Linked DNA regions of Mus musculus: region 1 is linked to region 2. Evidence: chromatin loops called from intact Hi-C (ENCODE). Cell type or tissue: heart. All regions are shown on one strand. Links, peaks and the distances in the headings refer to the core of each region. The heading gives the core; the rest is flanking DNA.

What was found. A loop is a pair of places that touch in the nucleus more often than their neighbours do. Peaks named below come from ENCODE experiments on the same cell type or tissue, not always from the same donor. Only the 100,000 strongest peaks of a DNase experiment are listed, where the experiment ranks them.
Region 1: it touches region 2 in a loop (3-fold over the local background); 4 of 42 quality-filtered maps call a loop at or near these places.

Annotation. Positions count from the first base shown.
Region 1 is chr12:4,552,473-4,563,834 of GRCm38, reverse strand. It overlaps Gm46332 (a long non-coding RNA gene), which reads left to right. Exons shown (of 3, transcript XR_001780543.1): 2 at 9,807-9,908; 3 at 10,660-11,022. Among named protein-coding and RNA genes, the nearest start is that of Gm46332, 11 kb to the left of the region's middle. In heart, for the core only: no CTCF peak of the experiment used is centred there; a DNase peak (open chromatin) is centred at 6,204; H3K27ac peaks cover 1,069 bases.
Region 2 is chr12:3,919,547-3,930,908 of GRCm38, reverse strand. No RefSeq gene overlaps it. Among named protein-coding and RNA genes, the nearest start is that of Pomc, 30 kb to the left of the region's middle. In heart, for the core only: CTCF peaks have their summits at 1,866 and 4,611 (motif pointing left); no DNase peak of the experiment used is centred there.

The sequences.
Region 1 (11,362 bases), core at 2,301-10,300, 630 kb before region 2:
AAAATGAATACTATACACTGAAAGATTCAAAGTCCTAACTTTTTGTATTGAAGCAGTGACAATTTTTTTTTTTTACATAATGTAGGGCCATTAGCCATTCCTTGAGGCAAAACTTTCCAATGATATTGCTTCCTGTGTTCTTTAAAATTAAAAACAAGATCACTAAATGCAAACATCCCACAGCCACCAGGATGCAAAGAAAGAAAGAAAGAAAGAAAGAAAGAAAGAAAGAAAGAAAGAAAAGAAGTAAGGAGAAAGAGAGAGAGAGAGAGAGAGAGAGAGAGAGAGAGAGAAAGAGAGAGAGAGAGAGAGAGAGAGAGAGAGAGAGAGAGAGAGAGAGAGAGAGAGTATAAAAGCAATCCTCCAAATCAATAATAATTCTGTATGAATTTCCTGGAATGGCAGCCAGAGTAGACAAGCCTCATCAGCCCTTCGGAAACCCTGCAACAATCACCACCTGCTTGTTTTTCTTAATTACAAATATGTGTGAGTTAGAATCCTGAGCCTGTGACTGAACTGCAAACTTCAGCCAATGGAAGGAACACTTACAGCTTAACTATAATTTTTAAGTCTCCCTTGCAACACAGGGGCACAACCATAACTTTGGAAAGCAAAACTCAACCTCAAACAAACAATCCAGTCTCTCCCAAATCAACACCAAGTGCATCGCCCCCATGCTACAAAGTTTGGCTGCCAGTTCCTACACACGAACACACAACAGTGCTGCCTCCAATACCTCACCAAAGAGACACTGCCCTAAACTCTATCTTTTATAAGTCAGGTTTCTAGGATAAGAATTATATAAATTACTCAATTTAGAGGTATCTTGTTTCCCTGGGTTGGCTCATGCCGTGTGCTGTTGTTCTGAATGACTCCAACCCGGAGTTACCAGGCTTAAGCCAGCCTTCTGTTACCAATGTTACAAATATTTAATCATACCCAATAACTTATAAGCCAATAATCTATAACCAAGACATGCAGGGCATATTTATACATTTAAAACAAGTCAGAAACAAAAATTAGTGGTAACACACATCATATATATATATATATGTGTGTGTGTGTGTATATATATGTATACACATATGTATATATATGTGTGTATATATGTGTGTATATATATATATATATGTGTGTGTGTGTGTGTGTGTGTGTGTGTATATATTTTTTTTTTTCGAGGCAGGGTTTCTCTGTATAGCCCTGGCTGTCCTGGAACTCACTCTGTAGACCAGGCTGGCCTCAAACTCAGAAAACCATCTGCCTCTGCCTCCCGAGTGCTGGGATTAAAGGTGTGCACCACCACATCCGGTCACATCTTATATATTTAGACTAGACAAAATTCTTACTTTTTCTAGCTGTAATTTTAAGGGAGGAGCACCTTGTCACCTGCTGAACCCAATAATCACGGTCACAGAGATTTTTCTAGGAGAAACAGCCATCCTTGCCCTTCCTTACCATAGAAGCAAAGAAGCTGCTGCCCCTTTAAGAGCGGCTTGTGCAGACAATCAGCCCCTAGCAGGGCTTCTCCAGCTGTGCTAGACTCCTAACTACAGGTGCAGGGCTCCAAAGGCCAACCGAGGCTGCTTTTTATTTATTTATTTTTTGAAATGAGTTAAAACCAAATCAAAGGGTGAACAACCAGCAGATAAAGTTTTAATCATTTTTTTTCTTTTGAACATGAAACACAGAACAACATTCAAGCAACAGAGCAAAAACGCAGACATAAACTGACAGACATGGACAAATTGGTGCGCCAAGGACAGACAATCGACAGGGAAGAGAACTAGATGTCCCATCAAAGGGACCAGATATCCTACCTAAGGGACCCAGAAGTACTTCTCCAGTAGGAGCCAGAGAGGAGGCAGGATGTCTCCTGACCTCCTCCTGGCCCCAGGAAAACTCAAACAGCTTACGTTCATTTTCCTTCTCCTTCACCAAAGCATCCCTGAATAGTCAGGGAGGACTGCTTTTCTCAAACCCACTCTCTGTCATATATTTAGTGTAAACTGTTTCTAGTCAGGGCTCAAAGGCTAAAAGCATCTATGAGAATTATTTTTGCTTCTCTAGATTTTAGCATAACTCTAAACACATACACAAAAACACTTTACCATTACATTGCCCCATTCTTGTGGGGTCTATTCACTAATGGCCCAAATCTTCTTTTACTTTCCTTCGAGAGCACTTCTCCCATTGTCCTTCACTGTACCCTGCTTACTGGAGTCCCAAATTGGGTGCCATCTGAACAAGCCAGCTCAGTCAGTTAACAGGTTCTCCAGGGCAGGATCGAGGATTAAAAAGAAAAGAGATGATTAGACAACATTGTAGCATGACCTGAGTTCTGAGGCTGAGATGAGTTTAATTTTTTTCTAGTCCACTTTTATATGATTCTGGGTACATACAAAAAATATGGTCAGTTCTTAAGGCATAAACAAAGTAGTCAATGAACAAACAAAGAATAAATATAGTAGTCAAGGAACAAGCAGGGAAAAAAATCAAAGCAATAAAGTCCCATGGTCACTATGTTTAGAGGTGTATCAGGATGGTCTAGATACAAGAATACATTTCTCAGCTGTATTTGCCTTGAGCCTATTTCATTGTCCCAGCCCGGTATTCCACCAAATTCCTAAAACAGCTCTCCACAGATTTCCAAAGTGGCAGTACAAGGCTGTACTTCCACGAGCAATGGAGGAGTGTTCTCCTTGCTCCACAGCTCATCAGCATGAGCTGCCACCTGTGTATTGAATCTTAGCCATTCCAACAGGTGTAAAATGGAATCTCAAAGTCATTTGGATTTGCTTTCCTTGATGGCTAAGGATGTTGAACATTTCTTTAGGTTCTTCGCCATTTGCGATTCCTCTGTTGAGAACTCTGTTTAGCTCTGTATCCCATTTTTTAATTGAGTTATTTGGTTTGTTTATGTCTAGTTTCTAGAGTTCTTTATATATTTTGAACATCAGCCCTTTACCAGATATGGAGCTGGTGAAAATCTTTTCCCATTCTGCAGGCTGCCATTTCTCCTATTGGTGGTGTCCTTTGCCTTAACCTTACAGAAGCTTTTCAGTTCCATGAGGTTACATTTATTACACATGTGCATATATACAATGACATATATAATGTGTATACTTATAAATAAGATACATGAGAATAACCAGTGAACCAGCTGCAGGTACAAATGCTTTTAGATTAAAAAACTGTTACAAGGAGTCAGGTATGGTAGCAAACACATATAATACTGTGGTAGTTTGAATAGGTATGGCCCCCACAGACTCATGTGTTTGTATGCTTGGCCATAGGGAGTGGCACTATTAGGAGGCATGACCTTATCGAGTAGATGTGGCCTTGTTGGAGGAAGTGTGTCATTGTGGGGGCAGGTTTTGAGGTCTCATATGCTCAAGTTACACCCAGTGTGGCACATAGTCTCCTGCTGCTGCCTACAGATCAGGATGTAGAACTCTAGGCTCCTCCAGCACTGTCTTCCTGCATGCTGCCATGCTTCCTGCATGATGATAACACTAAGCTTCTGAAACTGTAAGCCAGCCCCAATTAATGTTTTCTTTATAAGAGTTGCTGTGCTCATGGGGTGTTTCTTTATAGCAGTGAAACCTAATCTAAGACAAATACCAACACTTCAGAGATGGAAGCTGGAGGGTCAGAGAGTTCAAGGCCATCATGGAATACATGGTATCCAAACCCTTCTAGGCTCCAGGCACCAACTATACAATAAATGATAAAATGAGAACTCACAGAGGAATTGAGCATGTCAGTGTTAAAAACTTGTATATGACAAACCCACGAGGTGTAACTCACTGGAGGAGGGCTCTTCTGGCATGTGTGAAGCCCTGGGTTCAGTCTCCAAAACTACAATGAAAAGATTATAACATCTGAGCCAATAACTCCCACAGTTAAATCATGCTTTTAAAATAAAATACTAAAACCACACTAACGAGGGTATTCTTCATATGTAACAAACCCAGAGGATTCTGCTAGAGACACAGTGAAGAAGGCCCGGCCACTGGCCTGATTCTGTGTGGCTCCCTCTCTGACCTGTTCTCTGAGTTACTCTCTTCCCCTGCTTTATCTTAAATCCTAGGATCACAGATCTGACAGAAATGGAAACCGCCTCCCAAGCAGCAGTGACTTCCGTGGCACTGGCCAGTCCCAGGCTAATAACCAACCAGACCACAGTCTCCCCAGGATTACTAGCTATATAAATCCTCGACTTTGGCGCTCCCTATATATAGCCACAGAGCTGTTGCTTACACCTCAAAGACAGATTTTAGGTCACTAGACTCTTTATTGTCGCTGGTACATCTACACTGAAAATAAACCCTATTCTGCTTTCAACACTGCAGGAACTGATTGACCAGGCCAAACTGTTGGGACCCCTACAACTGTGTCTTTACGGAGGACTCTCCTAACTGGCATGATAGATTTGAAGGAGGCCATCAAGGAAATAGTATCATAGACTTTTATTTTCCTTCAAATGAACTACCAAACTCTGACTTAAACAACATAGTATTAGTTTAGAGAACCAGAAAAAAAAGAAAAAATTCGGATTTGAGATTAACTTAATTCAGGGACTCTGGCTCTCTTTTCCTCCTTACAGTTGTCTTCATCTGTGTGTTCAATCAATCCCCGGCTGCAGCTAGGCCTCATCACTACACAGCATCGAGAAGGGAAACCAGCACTTCCTGAGGTGCTAACTCTTGCTCCCTCTCCCTCCGTTTATGTGTGTGTGTGTGTGTGTGTGTGTCTGTGTGTGCTCGCTCACTTGCGTACAGTGTGCATATAAGCACAGATCAAGGGCTCCCTCCATTTATGTGGTTCCCTTTGCTCTTTGCCATGAAGTGACGGTGCTTCTTCTGTAGTTTGTACCATTGTGTGTTAGCACAGGCCCAGAACAGCAGAGCCAATCAGCAAAGGACTGAAACCTCCAAAACTGAGACAAAGTAACCTTTCCTCTTTCCAAGTTTAGCACATTCCTGAATGCTGACTGGCACGCTCCCAGGAGAAAGGAATGCAACAAGGAGAAATGCTCAGCTACATTTAACCACAGCGGAATGATACACTAAGACATGTAGGGCTGGAGAGATGGCTCTGAGGTTAAGAGCACCGACTGCTCTTCCAGAAGTCCTGACTTCAATTCCTGGCAACCACATGGTGGTGGCTCACAACCATCTTTAATGGGATCTGGTGTCCTCTTCTGGTGTGTCTGAAGAAAGCAATGGTGTGCTCATATAAATAAAATAAATCTTTAAAAAGAAGAAGGAGGAGGAGGAAGGAGGAGGAGGAGGAAGAGGAGGAGGAAGAGGAGGAGAAGGAGAAGAAAAGAGACCTGATTGTAACTGGGTACAGGTGTCCGTAGTTGTATCTACTTGGAAGACTGGGGCTTGAGGCTAGTGAGTTCCAGGCCAGCTTGGGTGCCATAGTGAGACCCCCATCTCCCAAAAAAGTGAAAAAAGAGGTACAAGTTTACATTAAGCAAACTATCAATAATACTGAATTTTGTCAATTATGTGGAGAAATAAAAACTCTTAATGCCCTGCCAGTGGGAGTACTAAAATGAGACAATAACTGGAAAGACAGCATCCGCTAGCTAGTCAAGCAGAAGGTGATGTAACAACGCCACATCCTAGAGAAACTCTCAAAAGAACAAACCAATTCAGTGGGACTGTTTTACTTTGATTGTGCTGGGAATTGCCCCTAGGGCCTTTGCGAATGCTAAGTAAGCACTCTATCACTAAGCTATGTCCCCAGTGACAGTGGCACTAATTATAATAGCATAATATTAGAAGCAGCACCAGGGTCCAGCAGTAGTTGAATGATGGATTACAGCATAGAATGGAATACTATTTAACAGTGAAGCTACAACAGCACCAGCAAATCTCAGGAATATAATGTTGAATGAGAGGAGGCAAGTCACAGAGTACATATTATATTATTTCATCCAAATGAAATGTAAAGGATGTAAAACTATAAATATATAAGATGCTTAAGCCCTAAGAATTCAAAGATAACATAAAATTTAGAATAGTACTTATTTCTCTTCCAATTCCTATTTAGACATATTTACCTTATGTGTAGGCTGCCTGCATGTGTGTGCCTGACCACATCTGTGGCTGGTGCTCTGAGAGCTTGGAAGAAGGTTAGGGATCCCCTGGAAATGAGGTTACAGATGGTTGTGAGCCATCAAAGTGGATGCCAAGAACTTAACCCCACGCCTCCGCAAGGTCAGGAAGTGCTCTTATGACAAGGGCCGGCCTGGGCTTGGAGAGGGGTTCTGAAGTCAAACTGTGGGTCCCAAGCTAGTGGCCAATGCTCTGCTAGAGACAGCTTTCCAGCCTGCTTTCTCTCTGTTCTTTCTTTCTCTCTGCCCTCTCAGGAGATCTCCTGAAAGTTCTCCCTAGGTTCTCCTGGAGACAGTTCTCCAAGCAGTTCTTTTTCTTTTTTTCTTTATTTACATTTCAAATGTTATCCCCTTTCCTAGTTTCCCCTCCCTCTCTTGCTATTCTAAAAAATTCTCAGAATAGCTCCTCTCCTGGAGAACAGAAGCCCAGTCTTGTCTTTTGCACATCAATCCAGTCTTTCACTTGAGGCTTCCTTTTGATTATCCTGTGAATCTGCATCCTGCAGCCCTAAACCTCAATTCTTAGGAACTGCAAGCACACATTTCCTTTTAACATTGCAAAAGAATTCAGAGATCTTCTGCCTCTTATAAGCACAGATGCAGATGGTGGGACCACGCCCCGGAATTACCATTTCTACTACAACGCCTAACCTGGCTCCATCCCAAACTGATCCTGAACTCGGGAATCTGTCTGTCTTTTGTCAGCATAGATTAAAAAAACCTAGCCTGGCAGCGGTGGTGGCGCACGCCTTTAGTCCCAGCACTTGGAAGGCAGAGGCAGGCGGATTTCTGAGTTCGAGGCCAGCCTGGTCTACAGAGTGAGTTCCAGGACAGCCAGGGCTATACAGAGAAACCCAGTCTCAAAAAAACCAAACACCAAAACCAACCAACCAAACAAACAAACAAACCCACCTCTAGGCTGCGTGAGATCTCCTGTGACCACCAAGTCTCCTTGCCTCCTTCCTTAGTATCTTTCTGACAAGCTGGCTCTTAGTGCATCTGCCTCTGTCCCTTTAGATTCATGAAGCCCTTCATATAATTCATATTCATATCACATCCTTATTTTTTTACATAGTTGAGAGATTATATATATATATATATATATATATATATATATATATATATGTATTGAACATACGGTTTTAGAATTCTTTTCCACAGCCTTAAGGGCTGTCCTTGCAGGTCCTAGCCTTTACCATTCTGCTGAGACGTTAGCCACTCCTTCACCTCCCAGATTATCATGGAGTCATTAACATCAACAGGGAAGACATTCCTTAAAGGAGGAATGTAAAATGTGTACATTATATGCAAACAAGCCCTCTGCCCACAGCACCCATCAACACTCTTGGAGGCCCAGGCCTGCTTGCCCCATCGCAGGGGCAGGAGCCTAGTCATTCTGTCCCTACCAAGGCCCTGCCAGATTCGGCGCTCTTAACTGCTGAGCCTTCTCTGCAGACCATGGTAGTTATTTCTTTAAAAACATAAAAAAGAAAGAAAGAAAGAAAAGAATAGAACTATAGATACAGATCTCCCATTTATTTACCTTTTATTATTTACCCTTTGTTATATTTTATTTATATTAATATTTATTAAAAATAAACTAGGAGGGTATAGGGGACTTTCAGGATAGCATTTGAAATATAAATGAAGAAACTAATAAAAAATTGTTTTTGAAAAAATAAACTAAAATTTTATTTTTATATTGTTTTGTGTGTGCCACGTGTGCAAACACACCTCTAGAAGCAAGATATTGACACTTCACATATTTCTTAATTTCTTTTCCACTTTATTTTTTGAGACATGGTCTCTCACTGAACCAGGAGTTCAAGATTTGGCTATGCTTGCTTGTCAGCAAGCTCTGGGATTTTCTGACCCCTTAGTGCTAAGATTACAAGGTGTGTACTACTGTGCCTGAACTTTTTCAATTTTACATTCTCCCCACCCCCTTCCTGGTCTCCCCTCCCACAGTTCCTCATCCCATTCCTCCTCCCCCTTTGTCCCCCCCCCCCCCCGCCTCCCCCTTCCCTGGGGCCTCAAGTCTCGGAGGATTAAGCGCATCTTCTCCCACTGAGGCCACACATGGGCAGATCTCTGCTATATTTGTGCCAGGGGCCTTGAACCAGCCTGTGTGTGCTCCTGGTTGGCTGCTTAGTCTCTGGAAACTCCCTGGGTTGGTTGAGACTGCGGGTCTTCCTCTCAACTTGCGCTCCTTCAGCTTCTTCAATCCTTCCCCTAATTCATCCACAGGGGTCCCCGACTTCAGTCCAATGGTTGGGTGTAAATATCTGTATCTGTCTCAGTCAGCTGCTGGTAGGGCCTCTCAGAGGACAGCTATGCCAGGCTCCTGTCTGTCTGTAAGTACACCATAGCATCAGTAATAGTGTCAGGCCTTGGAGCCTCCCCTTGAGATGGATCCCAAGTTGGACTGGTTACTGGACCGCCTTTCCTTCAGTTTCTTCTCCATTTTTGTTTCCGAAGTTCTTTTAGACAGGAACAATTCTGGATCAGGAATTTTGATTGTGGGTTAGTAACCCTGTCCCTACACTTGAGCCCCGTCTATCTCCTGGAGGTGGACTCTTTGGACTTTTATGTGCACACCGTGGATCTGACCTCAGAAGCTCAAACATTTGCAGCAAGCATTCTGCCCACCGCGCCAGCACCCCAGCCTGCGACAGTTTGCTTTGAGGGCTGGAATTTATAGTGCATATTTTCTGTTTGGGTTAAAAACTCCAAATTTGGGGAGGTGCAGAAAATTTGAGTTAAAAGAAAAAATAACTAGTTTGGGTAGTTCATTTCAAGGGGTTTTTTTTTTTTTTTTTTTTTTTTTTTTTTTTTTGGTTTTTGGTTTTTCGATCGAGACAGGGTTTCTCTGTGTAGCCCTGGCTGTCCTGCAACTCACTTTGTAGACCAGGCTGGCCTCGAACTCAGAAATCCGCCTGCCTCTGCCTCCCAAGTGCTGGGATTAAAGGCATGCACCACCACGCCCAGCCAATTTCAAGGGTTCTTAAGTGGTATTAAAACCACTCAGATCATGAATGTAAGGCAACTATCCAAAAAGAAAAGAGCCCCATACTGACGTGTATGTTTGGAAGCTGTAAGAGCCTCTTTAAAAATTAGCCACTGTGGGAGGCGAATGGCGCAGGGTCTGCTTCTCCCAATATTGGAGTGCACACCAAGGTTGTAATGTTGTTTTGGAAATAACTTTTAGTTGGAAAAACTTCAAGGGGGTTCATTGTAAGTTCAATTACATCTGAAGCAAAATAATTTATTGTAATTTATTAGTCGTTGAATATCCATGCACTCCTCCACCTCTCACAGCTCCCTTGCTGTTAGGGGGGTCTGTGTGAGCAGTTATGACACATGAGCCAGCAGGGGAAGTGACATTTGTCACTTCTGGGACAAAGCACTTGTTAGTTCCTTGAAGCCTCTCTTTTTTCCCTGCCATGGCAACCAGGTGTTGAGATGCTGCCTCGAAGAGATGGCTTGGAAGAGATGTGAGTGAAAATATGCTCTGGTGAGAGAACCAGAAAGTCTGGGGTTTACTCACAACCTAGTCTATCCCAGCTACTATCCCAGCATCCATTACAGCCACCATGCCTGTAACCTTTGACACTCACAGATTAAAACAGTTAACATTTCTACGAGTAAAATATCTCTTGTTGATTTTTTTTTTTTACAGCAAAGGAATTCTCTTTTTCCCTATTATCAGTGAGAAAAGAGTCCAAAAGAAAACATGTCAGCTATGATTAACACGGAACATAGTCTGAATGACTGTGTGAAGGTTTGTATATTCTTGGACCAGGGAGGCATGGCCTTGTTGGAATTTGTGTGACCTGATTGGAGTAGGTGTGTCACTGTGGGTGTGGGCTTAAGATCCTCACCCTAGTTGCCTGGAAGTCAGTCTTCCACTAGCTGCCTTCAGATGAAGATGTAGAACTCTCAGCTCCTCTTGCGCCATGCCTGCCTGGATGCTGCCATGTTCCCACCTTGATGATAATGGACTGAACCTCTGAATCTGTAAGCCAGCCCCAATTAAATGTTGTTTTTTTTAATAAGACTTGCCTTGGTCATGGTGTCTGTTCACAGCAGTAAAACCCTAACTAAGACAGACTGAGAGACCAAATTATTTTTGTCTAGTTTAAAAGGTATAAATCCATTTTCTTTATCACACAGACTGAATCAGTATAGAGGACACCATACTGGTTTTTCTTTCCAGGACCAAGTAGATTATCGTATATTTCCCATCAATTTCCTTTGGTTAATCCTCTCTTAATTTTCCTAAAGGAATTTAATTTTAATTTGTTCCACAGAATTGAAAACAAAAAGTTAGATAATTAGCTCCAAAATATACAACAACAACAACAAATCTGTAGAAATCGACACCAAAACTCAACATATGTGTTTTTCATCTGTGTCTTTAATATGTGTAAGAATCAGAGGAGGAGATAAGAAAGTTGAAAATAGACTTCCATTTCCAAGGATGGCATAAGTAATGAAGACAGACCTGGAAAGGATTTGACGCTGTCTTTCAGGAAATAAAGTGCACAGTGGTGAGGACTCCCTGTTTGAGATCCTGAAGAAGTGCATGTCTGTGGCTGTCAGCACAGGTTGAGATCTGTTTTTTGTCAGTCGCCAGATCAGTGCTTTGAGGTGCAGGGAACAAAAGTTAGTATCCAGAGCCCATGCCAGCCAGGGTAAGTTACCTTGAGTTGGGATTAAAGGGGCATGCATAGGAAACAAGGGCAAACTGAATAGACCAGGCAAGCACATTATAGTTAGTGTCCCCAAGTGCCTGGCAGAAGGAAACTGTCTTTGGAGAAAGGGACTTGGTGTTTGTTGGTGGTAGTGTTTTGTTTTTGTTGTTGTTTTGGGGATTTTTTTTTTTGGTTGTTTGATTGTTTTTGTTTTTACTATTTTATTGGGTTCTTATATCTTTACCTCCCTTCCAACCCTTATTTGTAGTCTCCCCTCCCCCAGCCTGAAACCTGCTTGCTCAGGGGTGGAGCTTCCTGCTCATTTGTTCTGCCACGCCCACTGCTGGAACCTGTGGAGCCACACACGTGCACCTTTCTACTGGACCAGAGATTATTCGGCGGGAATCGGGTCCCCTCCCCCTTCCTTCATAACTGAGTGTCGCAACAGTAAAATTGGAGCTTTGATCAGAATAACTGTCTTGGCTACATTTCTTTCTCTCGCCACCTAGCCCCTCTTCTCTTCCAGGTTTCCAAAATGCCT
Region 2 (11,362 bases), core at 1,043-9,042:
CCCAAATGCTAGGATTGCATGCCTGTCCCACCATGACTGTTTACACTGTACTGGATATGAACCCAGGGTTTGGCGCACGCTCGGCACGCACCCTACCAATGGAGCTACACCCCCACCCACCCCATTCTTTTTTGTATCTGAATAAAACTTCACTGCATGGCCTATCTTATTCATGTATCTGAGCTGTTCCTCACTTAGCTGTCATGAGCAGTACTGCTCTGAGCATTAGTGCTGAGTTTCCTGTGTGAATGTTAATTGCTTCTCTTGGGTTTAAGCCCAGCACTGACGCAGCTCACATGCCAACGCCAGGCCCGGCACTGACGCAGCTCACGTGCCAACGCCAGGTCCCGCACTGACGCAGCTCACGTGCCAACGCCAGGTCCCGCACTGACGCAGCTCACGTGCCAACGCCAGGTCCCGCACTGACGCAGCTCACGTGCCAACGCCAGGTCCCGCACTGACGCAGCTCACGTGCCAACGCCAGGTCCCGCACTGACGCAGCTCACGTGCCAACGCCAGGTCCCGCACTGACGCAGCTCACGTGCCAACGCCAGGTCCCGCACTGACGCAGCTCACGTGCCAACGCCAGGCCGGGCACTGACGCAGCTCACGTGCCAACGCCAGGCCGGGCACTGACGCAGCTCACGTGCCAACGCCGGGCTTTACTTTTCCCTCTGAAGAGTTTTAAACATTTTAAAATTTACTCTTAATTATGTGTGCCAGACAGAATGTGCCTGAGAGTCATTGCCCTCAGAGACCAGAAGTCACATGTCCAGGAGCAGGAATTGTAGGCAGTTGAGAGCCACCTGATCTGGAGCTGAGAACTGAACTCAGGTCCTCTGCACCCACAATGCTCACTCCTAACTGCTGAGCCCTCTCATCAGCTCCCTTATCTCCTTCTCCTCTTTTGTGGAGACACCATCTTACTATGTAGCCCTGGCTAACCTAAAAGTTACTATGTAAACTAGGCTGGCCTCAAAAATCACAGAAATCCATCCCGCCCCTGCCCCTGCCCCTGCCCCTGCCCCTGCCCCTGCCCCTGCCCCTGCCCCTGCCCCTGCCCCTGCCTTCTAAAAGTTAGGGCTAAAGATGTGTGCAGCCATCACCACACTAGATGCTGTTCTTGTTGTCCTTGCTCCTCTTCCTCCTCTTCCTCTTCCTCTTCTTCAAGATTTTTCTATAGGTAGCCAGGCAATGGTGGCTCACACCTTCAATTCCAGCACTCAGGAAGCAAGGGCAAGCACATCTCTGAGTTTGGGGCCAGCCTGGTTTACAGAGCAAGTTCCAGGACAGCCAGGACTACATGGCCAGAGAAACCCTATATAGAAAAATAGATTTCCTTAAAACATATTGCTTAGTGTTAGAGAGATGACTCAGTGGTTAAGGCACAGGACCTGGGTTCAGTTCCCAGCACCCATGTCAGGTGGCTAAAAACCATCTGTAACTCCAGTTCCAGGTCCAACAGCCTCTGGGCCCCTCGGGTGGCCCACGCCTGCCCGTGGTGTATATAAACTCCTTCAGGCACACACATAAATAAGCCTACTGTTCTGCATTGTGATCCCTGCATATGAATCTGCAGGAATCATGCACTGCTGTAGGCTGCATCCTACAACGGGAAGCACTGAGCCACAGGACATGGACACTTAGGATATCAACAGGCACCACATGCAAGCACCAGCACTCAGCCAGCACGGACTTCTGATCTGAGTGGTGAGTGAAAGGACCAAGGCGCCTGCCAAGTACCGAGAAACCAGAGCTGCCTCAGAGGCTCAGGGAAGCAAGGTAGGGTCTGGGGTTGAGTATGTGGCAGAGCTGGACTGCTGACTGGCATAGCACTAGCAGACCTCTGCTGCCACCCAGGGGATGCCACCACTGGCACAATTGAAATAGAGTTGGTGTAAGAGGCTGGAGAAGCACAACAGCCACAGTTGTGTGCATCAGTAGAGCAAGCCTTCATTTTAGAATCCATGGAGTTGCTGCCAAGTGACCTCAGATGAGTGGCATCACTGCTGATCTGGAATTCATCATCCTGTGGGCATTTCTGGCTTTGAACTCCATGGTTCCTGACAAACAACAGAACTCTCTGTGAATTCAGATGGCTTTTCCTGTTCAAGTTTTTGCTTCTAGTGGAGGGTTCTCCCTCATGCCCTAGAAGCGGCTAGGAGGTTCTGATTTCTACTGGTTTGAACCAAACAGCTCAGTCCAATCCAGCAAGCACTTCCTAAGATTCCTGGGTCAAAGCCTTTTTCACGTGAATAGTTACAGCAGCTTCCTGATCAGGCTCCCGACCTTTGTGATCCATACAGTAACTCACGGAGCAAAAGAACCAAGAGGCAAAGAGACTGCTGGAGTCCTGTAGCCCTGCAGGTTCTTTATTGCCAGCCCCACAGATACATAGCTCATGTGTGTGCTCTGCCACCACAGGCCTTCGCAGGCCTAGCTTCCCCCCCAAGCAGTGTCACTGTTGTTTGTTGTAAGGAGCTTTGAATTTCCTTAGGGTTCTGGGAATCTAGCCCAGGCTCTAGGTACATGTTAGCCAAGCACTTTATTGTTGTGGCCAGGACTCCAGCCTTCGCTTTAGTCTTGTCTGGTTAATTTCCTGGAGGTGTCTAGTCAGAGTTAATCTTACCAGATTTCCCTGACTTTTGTATAAAATAGCACTTGCAGGGGCTGGAGACATCTTCAGAGACATGCTTGTAACCATACTTTTTGGCTACTTTATTGGGTTCTTGTTTTGTTTTGTTTTGTTTTGGAGACAGGGTTTCTCTGTGTAGCCCTGGCTGTCCTGGAACTTACTCTGTAGACCAGGCTGGCCTCAAACTCAGAAATCTTCCTGTCTCTGCCTCCCAAGTGCTGGGATTAAAGGCGTGCACCACTTCACCAATCCCTTCTAGCCCACCAACATTAGGTAGGCAAAAAAGGTTAGAAGGGGAAGGAGGCATAGACCTCTTTATACTACTTCCTGCTGGTTAGGGGCATTGAGTTTCTAGAGGCAAATCCAACTGGTGTCATCAGGATAACTCCAACCAGCAATACAGCCGAGAGCTAAAGCAGCAAACACAACAGGAAGAAGCAGCGAAGGGAGGGACAGCTGCCATCACGTCCAGAGCTCTGGCATCTTTATACCTTCTCAAGAGTGCCCAGAATAAGCCAGGCATGGTGTCGCACGCCTTTAATCTCAGCACTCGGGGGGGGTGGGGGTGGGGGTGGGGGGCAGAGGCAGGCAGATTTCTGAGTTCGAGGCCAGCCTGGTCTACAAAGTGAGTTCCAGGACAGCCAGGGCTATACAGAGAAACCCTGTCTCGGAAAAAAAAAAAAAAAAAAAAGAGTGCCCAGAATTTCAAAAGCAAACTATCTTCAGCTGGCAGAATCATGCACCTGCCAGAGCATGAGACAAATCATAGTCAGCTGCTGCGGAGGATCTGAAGCAGCCCCATATCCCACACCTGGGATTAAAACAGAAACATATTCACATAACATAACTTTTTAAAATATTTATTTATTTTATGCATATGAGTATTTATTTTATGCATATGAGTACACCACCGTTGCTTTCTTCAGACACACCAGAAGAGGGCATCAGAACCATTACAGATGGTTGTGAGCCACCATGTGGTTGCTGGGAATTGAACTCAGGACCTCTGGAAGAGCAGCTGGTGCTCTTAACTGCTGAGCCATCTCTCTATCCCCATAACTGGGTTTTTAAGAAAGCCAAATTCTCACTACAAGTGCTTGCAAGTGTGCATTTAGACCCCCAGCACCCATGGAAAAGCTGTATGTGGCAGATAGAAGGTGCCCATATTCCCTCGCTCTGGTGAGACAGAGACAAGCTGATTCCTGGAGATCACTGGTCAGTCTAGCCAAATGGGTAGATTCCAGTTTCAATCAATCCCAGCCCTTCCCTCTCACTCCCCTTGCCTCCTCTATTGTCTTCATAGTATTTATCACAGCTCTCCCGAGATCTGTTTATCCTTCATCCATCCATGGACAACACACACACACAGCACCATGAGCTTCAGGGCAGGAAGGACTGTTGCTCAAGGTTGGTTCAGATTGGGCCTTTGAGGCCTCCTGGGGAGATGATGAACTTGTCTGCAGACAGAGTCTAGAGGCTCTCAAGCCTTGAGTTTGTTAAGAAGAGGCAGGGCAGCCGGGCAGTGGTGGCACATGCCTTTAATCCCAACACTTGGGAGGCAGAGGCAGGTGGATTTTTGAGTTCGAGTCCAGCCTGGTCTACAAAGTGAGTTCCAGGACAGCCAGGGCTACACAGAGAAACCCTGTCCCCCCCCCCCCCCCAAAAAAAAAAAAAAAGAAGAAGAAGAGGCAGGGCTTTCCCACTCAAGGTCTCCTGTAAAGCCTTAAACAGGGCTTTCAGAGATTGGTGAGTTCAGAGAAGGTGTGTGATGGGCTGTGCTCATCACACAAGAAGCAGAAAGACAGCTTGGGACTTGGGACCTCAATCTGGGAGTTGTGATTGAGTGAGGGGAAACAGGCCCACTCCATGAAGATCTCCATGCAGGTGGTTCCTCAGAACTTCAAAGCTCTGTTTGGAACTTGGTCAGGTGGGTTACAATATCCCCACAATAGAACAACTCTGCCCTCTGGTGGCCACCTTAGGGGCCGAGCCACCTCAGGACTATTTAGCCAAAAAGGAGAAAACTCTCTACTTGACCTAGCTTCCATATAGACATTTTAGAAGGTATAACATATGGGACTTTGAAAAAAAAAGTCAACTAGATGTCTGAATGCACAACTTTAATCCCAACACTAGTGAAGCTGGGGCAGGACAACCAGGAGTTCAAGATAGCTTGCCTAGGATACATAGTGAGTTCAAGGACAGCCTGGGCTACATGAGATCCTGTCCCTAAAGAAATAAGGGGAAGGGAATAATAATTACAGAAATCACATTATCTGAGCATGATGTGCACAATCCTCGGAACTCGGGAGGTAGAGGCAGGTCTGCAGCAGGCTAGATGCCAGCCTAATCTATACATGAGCTCCAGGTCATACAAGGCTACATAGCAAGACCCTGTCTCCAAACAAGAGCAGGACATTGTACAGCATGCCTTGAATCCCAGAACCTGGGAGGAAGAAGTAGGTGAATCTCTGTGAGTCTGAGGACAGCCTGGTCTACACAGCGAGTTCCAGAAGCTACATAATAGAGAGACCCTGTCTCAAAAATACCAACATACAAACAAACACCACAGGGCCTGGGGAAGTGGTTCAGTGGTTAGAGTGCTCCGTTCCTAACCTGTGGTTCCGGAACCTGTGTTCCGTTCCAAGCACACATATGGGTGAGTACCTATAACTCCATCTCCTAGGAATTTAACACCCTCTTGTGACCTTCTGAACACACACACACACACAAATTAAAAACAACACAAATCAAATCATCTTTTGAAGGTTTGAGGGCAAGCACTCACAGGCACGAATGTGCCACTGTGCTTGTGTGGTTAGAGAACATGAATTTCCACAGTTTCAAGTCTCTACCTCCCATCTCATTATAAGAGCTGGATGATAGACTCTGTGGGATAACAGCACACGAGGCTCAGGGACAGGGATCAAACTTAGATCATCAGACTCATATGCTGATATGGAGATCCTCTGAGCCATCACACTGGTACTTTGATAGGTGGAAGGCATCTCTCTCTTTTTCTTTCTCCTTCTCCTCCTCCTCCTCCTCCTCCTCCTCCTCCTCCTCCTCCTCCTCCTCCTCCTTCTTCTTCTTCTCTCTCTCTCTCTCTCTCTCTCTCTCTCTCTCTCTCTCTCTCTCTCTCTCTCTCTCTTTCTCTTTCTCTCTTTTTCTTTTTCTGACAGGGTTTCTCCATGTAACAGCCCTGGCTGTCCTGGAACTTACTCTGTAGACCAGGCTGGCCTTGAACACACAAGAGACACACCTGCCCCTGACTCCAGAGTACTGGGATTAAAGGTGTGCACCACCACACATCACAGCCGGCTCTCTTTACATCTGCCCACCACAGCAGGCCCTGTTCAGATCATTTTTATACCCCTGATCCTCCTGGAGTTTTCTCTGTGTTTCATTCCCAGTCAAGTATTTACAGAGCACCCACCGCATTGCCGGTGCTGGCTAGTGATAGAGGAGATAAAACTCCGAATGCAGCTTCTTTCTCTTCTGCGTGTAATCATCTTGTGCTTTTCTGCCCTGAAATCTTCACTCCGTGTCACAACCTCTATTGTCACACACTTGGCAGGAAATCATTGCTAATGGCCACAGGCAGCCTCCGAGCGACTGCCCTCAGCCATTTGTCTAGTAAACAGCCCGGATAAGTGGATGCTGCTTCAGATCAGAAGAAGGCAGAAGGAGGGATGTTTGGTCTCCGCAGGAGAGAGCTCAAGATGGTCATTACTGCCTCCAGGCCCTCTGCCCCATGCTAGAGAGTTCCAGCAACAGAGTCCGTCAAAGCACCCGATACCCAGAATCCTTTCAACCACACCCACCTGCAGCGGCTGTGCTAGAACAGTGATAGACAGGAAGGTACCAGGAGCCTGACTTAACCCAGGGACCACTTCCCTGTTAGAAGCTTGTGGTGAGAATTTCCCAGGCCTGGGATGTGGGGCTGCTTCAGGTCATCCACAGCAGCTGACTATGATTTGCCTTGTGCTCTAGCAAGGGCGTGGATTTGCCAGCTGCAGATAGTTACTATGATTGTGTGGCCTTTGGAATTCTGAGGACTTTTCAGAATAAATAATAAATGCTAGAGCCCCCCGTGGTGGGGGCTATTGGTTGCTGTTAAGAACTCACATGCAAAGAAGAAATAAGAAGAAATTAGATGTCCTGACATCTGAGAGATCAAACTCACAGGAAGTAGTCTAATGATAATGTTTCCTCCTTTCCCCTCAGTTCTGTTGTCTCTTCTATCTAGTGTTCAGAGGTCAAAAGGAAGAAAAGGAGTGAAGGGTGGAAGGAAAAACCCACAAAGAGAGCCAACGTCTAGTTATTCAAGTTGGTAAGGCAATCCTAGAAATTCAGGAGGCAGAAGCAGGAAGATCAAGAGTTCAAGGCTAGCTTCAATATAGCAACCACAGCCAACTTAGGCTACACGATACCCTGCTTAAAGCATTTTTCAGAATGATCCCTTGTAATAAACAGTTAGAAAGCACACTGGATGAGAAGAATGCATTCATACTGCCAACACAAGAAGGGCTGTTTAGAAATGTGTTAATGAGAATCCTATAAGTCCTCTCTAGATGAAAGATGTGAACTTGAAAGATATAAAGGCTTGAATAAATACAAAGATACATGTTGGGGGATGTTTTCTGTGCACCATGTATTCCAGTGCTGATTTCTGTACCTGAGATCTGGTTGCAGTCCAGACTTGGGTGTTGCCATTATTGTGAAGAATTTCCTGACTCCGTTTTTTAAAACACGTTCTCCATCATCTTCTGATTGGTCAATATAGAGCTGGTCAGCCTATATCTAGCTGGGCAGGAGAAGAAAAGGCAGGATTTCTGAGCCCAGAGAGCCAGGGAGAGGGTTTCAGCTGGGCTCTGAGGAGTTCCCACTGGGACCCGGGGTCCACGGTGGCAGGTAATGGCCACGTGACTGGGAAGTAGGCCATTGCTGCATAGTCCGCTTAAAAGAGATCGGTAACCGCCCAGCTATCGTGCAAGGAACTTATTAACAAATATAAAGGTCTCCGTGGCTTTATTAGGGAACAAGGGAGGGCATAGGAAAAAACCCATACTTTTGTAAATACATTTTGTTTTGGCCAAAAGAAGCATTCTGTGACCAGGGCAGTAGGGAAGTGTGTAATCCCAGTATTCTGGAGGTAGGTGAAGAATTGGGAGTTCATGGCCACCCTTGGCTACAGAGAGAATTTGTAAACTACACATGATTCTATCTTAAATAATGGGCACGGTAGCTGGGCAGTGGAGGTGCACAGCTTTAATCCCAGCACTTGGGAGGCAGAGGCAGGCGGATTTCTGAGTTGGAGGCCAGCCTGGTCTACAGAGCGAGTTCCAGGACAGCCAGTGCTACACAGAGAAACCCTGCCTCAAAATAAATAAATAAACAAATAAATAAAAATTTAGGACACGATGTTTTACACAAAGAAACTCTGTCTTGGAAACCCAAATAAAATTTTTGTTTGTTTGGTTGGTTTTTGGGTTTTCAAGACAGGGTTTCTCTGTGTAACTCTGGCTGTCCTGGAACTCACTCTGTAGACCAGGCTGGCCTGGAACTCAGAGATCTCCCTGCCTCTGCATCCCGAGTGCTGGGATTAAAGGTGTGTGCCACCATGCCCGGCTAAATAAATAAATTTAATTAATTAAATAAAAGGTGGCATGTGTATTTTTCTCCCAGAATCTGGAAGATGGAGGCAGGCAGATCTCTTTGGGTGTGTTGGAGTCCAGCATGTTCTACGTAGTGAGATCCCAGTTAAAGAGGAGGAGTGGGGAGTGATATGTGTGAGGAAATGTTTCCCTGGGATAACCTATACATTTGCCAGAAATGTATTATCACAGACAAAACCTTCTGTCTTGTCTTCCCCTTCCCCATGCAGGACTCTTTCTCTGCAGAGCACATGATGATTCGATTATGTTGTATGAGTTTTATGTTGCTCTCCCATGAGGCTAAGAAAACAACACTGGAAGTCATCTGGAAGATAAGTGAAAAGTGGTGATAAACCTCTTACCAGGTGGTAGAAGTAAAGTGTGAACCTGTGGCAAATGAGGCGACTTGGCCCGAGCTCAAAAATAGGCAGGAAAATCAATAAGACACACCGGTTTGGAAACAGATCCACTATGTGTGGATGTTCACACTCTCAAAGTGGCCCTAAATCATTGGGGAAATGGTCTATTCAGTAAGCAGTGCTGGAGACAGGTGACCCTGCAGAGAGCAATTAAATATGGACGAAAACCTCTTTTCCTTTACGTTAGACTTAATAGTGGGCAGGTTCAAAATGGAACCCTCAAAATGGGAGCACAGAGTGTGTAGAGAAGAAGTGGGGTATGCATGTATTAATCTGAGTCTTTAAAATGTAAAGCTCCCCCATTGAAAACAACACAGCTAGGCAGTGGGAAATACTTACAGCGGGGTGAGAGACAGTATACTAATTTCCTTAACTACAAAGAAGGACCAGAAATCCATGAAGCAGTCAGGGGGAACCTAGAAGACAGAGTGAGAGAGATCGATGCAGGACAGAGGTGCAGAAAGCCCAGCTCAGCTCTCCGCTGTTAAAACACAAATTAGAATGAAAGGCAAGTGTCCAACAAAGACACGCGGAAGTGCTCTGGGGGTGAGATTAGCTGCGGAAATGGAAATTGCTGGAGCCTTTAAGGGTGGCGATTTGACCAAAGCCATCAACATTTCAGCTGCGTGTGCCTGCCTGGCCAGCAATTCCACTTCTAAGGATTGATTTCTCTGCAGCATTTTCTGTAAGAGTAAAAAACTGCTAGAGTGGAGGTGGTAGCCTGGGCTGGGTGATTTGAAAGAGCTCTGACACCTGCTTTTAGGAGAACAAGGTTCTGAGAGCCAGGTTGGTCTGTAAGATTACATACAGATAGGTCAGTGTAGCTATACATATACATGCAGTGGCTACCCAGAGAGAAGCATCCTTGTGCTTGAAAATGCTGGATGGGGGTAGTAAAGTCAGTTGGTTCTAGGCTGTAGGCTAGAGCCTGGCAGTGAGGGAGACACCCTTCTGGGCTCCCACTGAATACGCTGCGGGGATTTCTTTCTTTCCTCCTTTTTTCTCTTCCTTCTTTCCTTCCTCTCTCTCTTTCTTTCTCTTTCTTCCTTTTCTTTTCTTTTTTGGTTTTGGTTTTGGTTTTTCGAGACAGGGTTTCTCTGTGTAGCCCTGGCTGTCCTGGAACTCACTCTGTACACCAGGCTGGCCTCAAACTAAAAAATCAGCCTGCCTCTGCCTCCCGAGTGCTGGGATTAAAGGCGTGCGCCAGCACACCCGGAGTCTTTCTTTCTTTCTTCTTCTTCTTTTTTTTTCTTCTTCTTTTTTTTAACTTGAATTTGAGTGTGTGTTCATGAAGGTTAGAAGAAGGTATTGAGTCCCCTAGAGCTGGAGTTACATGTGCTTGTAAGATGGCCAGCTCAGGCACTGGGATTTGAACTCGGGTCCTTTAAAAGAACAACAAACAGGTATTCCTAACCACTGAGTCTCTCCAGCTCCCCACATCTTTCCAACCTAAGAGATTTTTTTATTTCATGTGTCTGAGTATTTCACCTGCATGTGTGTGTTAGAAATAATACATGTGTTACGATCACGGAGAGATCACCACTTCAAGCAAAGTATCTAGACAGGGCAAAGTTTACTCTTGATCAAGAGGATGTGCTTAAACCCGGGAGTGGCAGCGCACGCCTTTAGTTCCAACCCTTGGATGCAGAGGCACATGGAGCTCTGTGCCCTAAGAGAGTTCCAGGACAGCCAGGATGCTCAGAAAAGCAGACACGGAGACAGGAAGAGCACGTTCTATTCTAACTCAGGAGGTGACTGAGTCTCCCCCTTTGTCTGGGGTCTGACCCTACAGTTTTATTGGCTGGCTAATCCTAAAATCCTGAGGCACAGGAAAGGAAGGGGTGGGGGGAGGGGCCACTACCAGGGCCATCAGATTCTTGAAATGCAGCAGTGGCCCCTTATGCAAACAAGGGTTTTGCTGCTGGTATTGGTAAAATATTTGCATGAAAAGACACAAGGTGGGGGAGATAAAAAGATTGGATTTCCAGTCCTAAACACAAGTGTTACGGTAGTTGATAGAAAAGATTCATATTTAATATTCCTTACATATGTAAGTTTACTGCATGCATGCCTGGCACCCCAAAGAGGCCAAAAGAAGGATTAAAGTTACAGATGTCTGTGAGCCAGCATGTCCCGTGCCTTTCTGTCTGTGACGCACGCCTTTAATCCCAGGACTTGGGAAGCAAAGGCAGGCGGATTTCTGAGTTCGAGGTCAGCCTGGTCTACAGAGTGAGTTCCAGGACAGCCAGGGCTACACAGAGAAACCCTGTCTCGAAAAACAAAAACAAAACAAAACCAAAACAAACAAACAAACAAAAAACCAGATGTCTGTGAGCCTCCATGTCCCGTGCCTTTCCTTATTGAACCAGGTGGGATGGGGCCTGTGCTAGGAATTCTAAGCCAGCATGTTCTACATAGTGATCAGCCAGGGCTATGCAGTAAGACCCTGTCTGGAAAACTAAAAACAACCTAGTGTCTGTATATGAGAAAGGGAACAACACCTGAGCCAGGGCATGTACACAGAGAGCAGAGGCCACCTCCCAGCCAGGGCATGTACGCAGAGGGCAGAGGCCACCTCCCAGCCAGGGCATGTACACAGAGGGCAGAGTCCACCTCCCAGGAGTCAGTTTTCTCCAACCATGTGGGTTCAG